Regions from separate parts of the Homo sapiens genome. Here region 1 is linked to region 2. A link is a contact called in ENCODE Hi-C or POLR2A ChIA-PET data. All regions are on one chromosome and are shown on one strand. The core of a region is the stretch at or near the end of the contact, and the rest is flanking DNA. Distances in the headings are between cores, read along the strand shown.

Region 1 (2,700 bases), core at 69-2,568, 270 kb before region 2:
CTTTATTCCTACGATCCTGGCTCCTTCCTCCATCTTCAAAGCCAGCAACATAGCGATTTCCCTTTCCTCCCTCCCACACCTATTCTCCACCATTCCTTCCCTCTCTCTGTGCTTTCGTCCTCTTATCTTCTCTGACTGACCCTCCTGCCTCCTTCTTATAAGAAATTTGTAATTCCATAGGGCCCACCTGTATAATCCAGAATCATCTTCTCATCTCCAAATCTTTAACTTAATCATATCTGCGAAGTCCCTTTGGCCGCATAACTAAGACAGGTACATCTTTGAGGGCCATCAGGCTACTACCACACAAAGCAAATTAAGTAGAAAATAACGTTTGCCTCTTTTATACCTTGAGTCCACCAGCTGCATGTTGCCCTTTGCAAGTTTGTTTTCTACTTCAAGGCCATCTTAGTTGTCCATTTTAACTAGCCTTTCCTCACAAAATGGTGGTATGTGGCTCCCCCCACTGATATTTCTCTGAGGCCTTGTAGCTCTCTAAGACAGCACCAGTTTAACTCACAAGTCAACAAACTGGAACACTTCAACCAGAGACATTGACATCCCCCTCTAATGAACTCAGCTGATTGCTAAAGACAGATGCTTCGTTAGAGCCAAACATTCCTATCTTACATAACTAAATATGATAATAAATTAAGTTCTTGGGGCTGGAAATAGTTATAATTTCCTCTTTCTTGCAGTGAAAAGGCATGGAACATTTAGCAAACTGATCCTGGCTTAATTTCTACCGATACTATGCAGCACAAACTCTTATTTGATGCAGATTATAAATCGAAAATTAGCAATGAATACTATGCATCGCTTTAGTGGTAAGAGGCTGCTGAGTAGCTTTTTTTCCCCAGTAACCGTAGAGGCAAGAATTGATATTTTTATGTCACTTTTACTAAGAAGGGGGGAAACATTTTGCTATTAATCTTAAAGAGAAGTCTTTTGCTGCTAGTTACGTGGAGTAACAGGGAATAGATTTACCTTCCTGCCTCAAAAAAGTGAAGACCAGAAAAACATTTGTTTTCAGACACTGGAGAGCAGGCACTGTTACGGCTGTGATTTTACAACTGCTCCTACATGCTGGGAGCAGTCGCTAGATGCATCTCAAGGTGGGTCGTCCGCGCTTCCAGACTCAGCACAATCGACATTTATTTACGTAGGTAAAATTACTGTTGCTATGGGTAAATTCACAGAAATAAAGCCCAGAGAATCCGGTTGGCTGGCAGGGAGCGGCGGAACCAATCCCGGGCTCAGCAAGTTCTCGCGATACCGTGAGATCTCCAGTCCTGACGACACCGCCGCTGAAATGTTAGTGAGACTGTAGGGTGGGCGGTGCGAGCGGCGGTTAGCTCCCAGTTCGGCCTCTGAGGAAAACGGGCGTTCGCCTGCGGTTGGTCCGACTGTTAGCAACATGAGCGGCCTGGATGGGGTCAAGAGGACCACTCCCCTCCAAACCCACAGCATCATTATTTCTGACCAAGTCCCGAGCGACCAGGACGCACACCAGTACCTGAGGCTCCGCGACCAAAGCGAGGCGACACAGGTGATGGCGGAGCCGGGTGAGGGAGGCTCGGAGACCGTCGCGCTCCCGCCTCCACCGCCTTCAGAGGAGGGGGGCGTACCCCAGGATGCCGCGGGCCGTGGCGGTACTCCCCAGATCCGAGTTGTTGGGGGTCGCGGTCATGTGGCGATCAAAGCCGGGCAGGAAGAGGGCCAGCCTCCCGCCGAAGGCCTGGCAGCCGCTTCTGTGGTGATGGCAGCCGACCGCAGCCTGAAAAAGGGCGTTCAGGGTGGAGAGAAGGCCCTAGAAATCTGTGGCGCCCAGAGATCCGCGTCTGAGCTGACGGCGGGGGCGGAGGCTGAGGCGGAGGAGGTGAAGACAGGAAAGTGCGCCACCGTCTCAGCAGCCGTGGCTGAGAGGGAGAGCGCTGAGGTGGTGAAGGAAGGCCTGGCGGAGAAGGAGGTAATGGAGGAGCAGATGGAGGTAGAGGAGCAGCCGCCAGAAGGTGAAGAAATAGAAGTGGCGGAGGAGGATAGATTGGAGGAGGAGGCGAGGGAGGAAGAAGGGCCCTGGCCTTTGCATGAGGCTCTCCGCATGGACCCTCTGGAGGCCATCCAGCTGGAACTGGACACTGTGAATGCTCAGGCCGACAGGGCCTTCCAACAGCTGGAGCACAAGTTTGGGCGGATGCGTCGACACTACCTGGAGCGGAGGAACTACATCATTCAGAATATCCCGGGCTTCTGGATGACTGCTTTTCGAAACCACCCCCAGTTGTCCGCCATGATTAGGGGCCAAGATGCAGAGATGTTAAGGTACATAACCAATTTAGAGGTGAAGGAACTCAGACACCCTAGAACCGGTTGCAAGTTCAAGTTCTTCTTTAGAAGAAACCCCTACTTCAGAAACAAGCTGATTGTCAAGGAATATGAGGTAAGATCCTCCGGCCGAGTGGTGTCTCTTTCTACTCCAATTATATGGCGCAGGGGGCATGAACCCCAGTCCTTCATTCGCAGAAACCAAGACCTCATCTGCAGCTTCTTCACTTGGTTTTCAGACCACAGCCTTCCAGAGTCCGACAAAATTGCTGAGATTATTAAAGAGGATCTGTGGCCAAATCCACTGCAATACTACCTGTTGCGTGAAGGAGTCCGTAGAGCCCGACGTCGCCCGCTAAGGGAGCCTGTAGAGAT
Region 2 (2,700 bases), core at 91-2,590:
TATGTGACTGCAAGTCCTACCTCTGATACTTAATTTGACATTGTCACTTTATCACAAATTTTTTACATGTGTACAGCCCTGATATGCTTGTGTTTTAAAGGACAGAAAAATCAATTTCATTTTTGATCTTTACATTCACATGAAAGTGTTCTCTTTGGGGGAAAAGAGAGAGGTCAGATTGAAATCTGTGGTCTAAGGCCAATTAACATTAGAAACTGTGTTGCAACTGGTCCATAGCAGATAAGCCTTCTCCCATAAACACTTTATACTGCAAGCTATGTGGCAAGCTCAAATAAAAGATTACACAAAAACACAGGCATTATCTAAAGTTCAATGTTCAGTATAAACCAGAAGACTATATAAAATGCCCAAATTGAAGTACAATGTATTAATGTTTCATCAACAAGTATTTATTTAACAGCTCCACAGGGCATGTGGCCAGTGCTTCATGCCACAGATATGTGAAGTTATCAGACTCTGTCCTTATGCTGGGGAGGTCTGTAGCTTCAAGTGTAAACAAAGAATAATCTAAACAAGAATTTAAAATGCATCGCTAGCTTTTGTATGCTACATATCAAAACAGAGGAGTAGTCACTGAATACTGTAGGAATTCTGAGCAGTCAAGTTTTAGTATTGCCAGTATAAGTAGTGATAGCAGTGTGAATTTAGCTAGAACAGAGGGCTGATATAGGGAGGATAAAGTTGAAGAAGTGGCTTGTGTCCAGATGGTGGAAGGCCTGAATTTCCAGGTTAATAGAGGTTTTACTCCATAAGCAAAATACCCCTTATTTATGTGTATGTGGGGAGATGATAAATCTAGTGGTGGTGGTGTGAGCAAGGGGGAGAGTCTGAGATAAATGCATGTAAAGCTTGTAGCAACAGTGCCTGCCTCCTTTTATGTGATCAGTAAATATAAATTGTTAATGTTAAAGAGAACAGGCAGTAAAATATTTCCATAATCCAAGAGGCGATGTTGAATTAGACAAGGGTTATGGTGAGGGAAATGGAAAGGAAGGAATGAATAACAAAATAATTGCGAGCATTATTTTTTTTCTTTGTCCTTATCATTCCATGTGAGTGGGAAAGAGTAGCAGGGCTAACTTCCTGGGAACCAAGGGGATACTGAGCCGAAGAAGGTTTTGTGGAAAGGGAGGGAAATAATTACCTTGACAGGAAGAACTCTCACAGAGATTTTCTTCATAGTGTTGTGGAAACACAGGTAGATGCAGGTGAGTCATACCGAACCATAATAGTTCAAGGGGCATGAATCAAGCCTTTCATTTAGATACCATAAATGACTAAATGTGGTTATGAGTGTGCCCTGCAAATTGAAGGTGTTTTGCCAATGTGGGTGACAGCGATGCCTGCCAAGTCACATTCATGAGGACAATAGGTGTTTTACCCATTATAACATGTGTAACTGTGATGAAAACATGAAAGACACTGCTAACCCTGAGCTCCCACAGGGAAATCATCCTAGCTTACTTTCCCTATGACTGGTTAGGCCAAGTTGATCGACCCAGTTTCCTTTCTGCATTTTCTGGAAGGATGTTTTTTTTTTTTCCTGGAACTAGTCTTAAGAGTTTATTTTTTTAGGATCTGTCTATAGTACTTGAAGGCTGACTGCCTTGGTCTTAAGGAGACATTATAAAAAGAAGTCATATGTTAACTTTTGTAAATCCTAGCCATCAGTTGCTGGGCATGAGTTTTCTCTTTAAAAAGTGTAAGAGGCAATTATCTTCATCTGATAAGAATTATGAGTTACCTAGGAACCTAGTTTGTACACGTCAGTGAGGCACAATAAGATTCTATTAGATGAAATGACAAAACCTTAATTGAGGTAACACATCTATTTACATGTTGATTTCCCTAAATTTTGATTAATATTTAAGATATTTATCTTATGTAAATGTTGATATTCATTTATACTGCAATTTTTTTTTTTAAGGCTCACTGCCTTTTTCATAAAATAAAGCACGTCCAGTTAATCACAGGACAGCTCTCCTTTCCCTTTTTGGATTAGTAAAATGGCCTACTGCCACCTGGTGGCAGCATGTCCTAGTCCAGAACAGCAGGCAGGACAGAAGAGTCACTTGGGATGAAACTGTTAATACAAACAAAGAAATAAGGTCATGCTCACATATTCACTCGTGTCCCAGCATGACCTCAAATCCAACATGCCTAAAACAAAATTGATAATATCTGCCTTCAATTAATTATCTTAAAATCTCTACTATTTATTGAGCATGAATGTGTCGAGACATAAAGCACTTTACATGCAGCATTCTTCTTAATCTTGAAACAAGGCTATAAGGAAATTATTATTATTCTCACTTACAAATGAGGAGATTGAGGCATAGAGAGGTTAAATAACTTCCTAATGAGATGCTGTCACTCTTAACTGTTATTATACTCTGCCTTCTGACATGTTGCAGGACATATTGTCCTTTAGTCATTCAGATTTGAAATCCTGGTGTCACATCGTCTCTTCCATCTGTTTCGCTGCTCATTCATAATCACTTGTTTTATATTCCTTTGGGATTTTTTCCTGTATCTATCAATTCTAAGTGCCAAAGTTTCTAGTCCAGACCTTTACAACATGTAAATTTTTGTAGCATGTTCCTGATTGACCTCTTTTAATTTTTTATATTTAAATACATTTTAAAGTAATCTACAACTACATGTTATTATAAACATCCA

Evidence for each region. A loop is a pair of places that touch in the nucleus more often than their neighbours do. ChIA-PET counts read pairs that join two places held with the same protein, here RNA polymerase II (POLR2A). Pooled maps may share reads with other maps.
Region 1: a loop to region 2 is called in a map with no recorded cell type, with 12 times the contacts of the local background. The contact joins the promoter of TSPYL1 here to the enhancer-like site in region 2. A Hi-C loop is called at or near these places in 6 of 37 single-sample maps with no recorded cell type and 10 of 50 pooled maps. POLR2A ChIA-PET finds 5 or more read pairs at or near these places in 3 of 52 experiments (HEK293, OCI-LY7 and activated T-cell).

The regions. Positions count from the first base shown.
Region 1 is chr6:116,278,548-116,281,247 of GRCh38, reverse strand. It overlaps TSPYL1 (TSPY like 1), which reads left to right and starts at 1,318. Exons shown (of 1, transcript NM_003309.4): 1 at 1,318-2,700. The coding sequence starts at 1,418. It also overlaps a transcript of DSE not described here. RefSeq lists enhancers at 1,325-1,384, 1,615-1,884, 1,905-1,954.
Region 2 is chr6:116,010,336-116,013,035 of GRCh38, reverse strand. The region is part of intron 1 of FRK (fyn related Src family tyrosine kinase); the gene reads left to right. Among named protein-coding and RNA genes, the nearest start is that of FRK, 49 kb to the left of the region's middle. Within about 2 kb of position 1,340, at least 9 of the 41 ENCODE cell types and tissues checked have a DNase peak (open chromatin) inside an H3K27ac peak, as active enhancers do.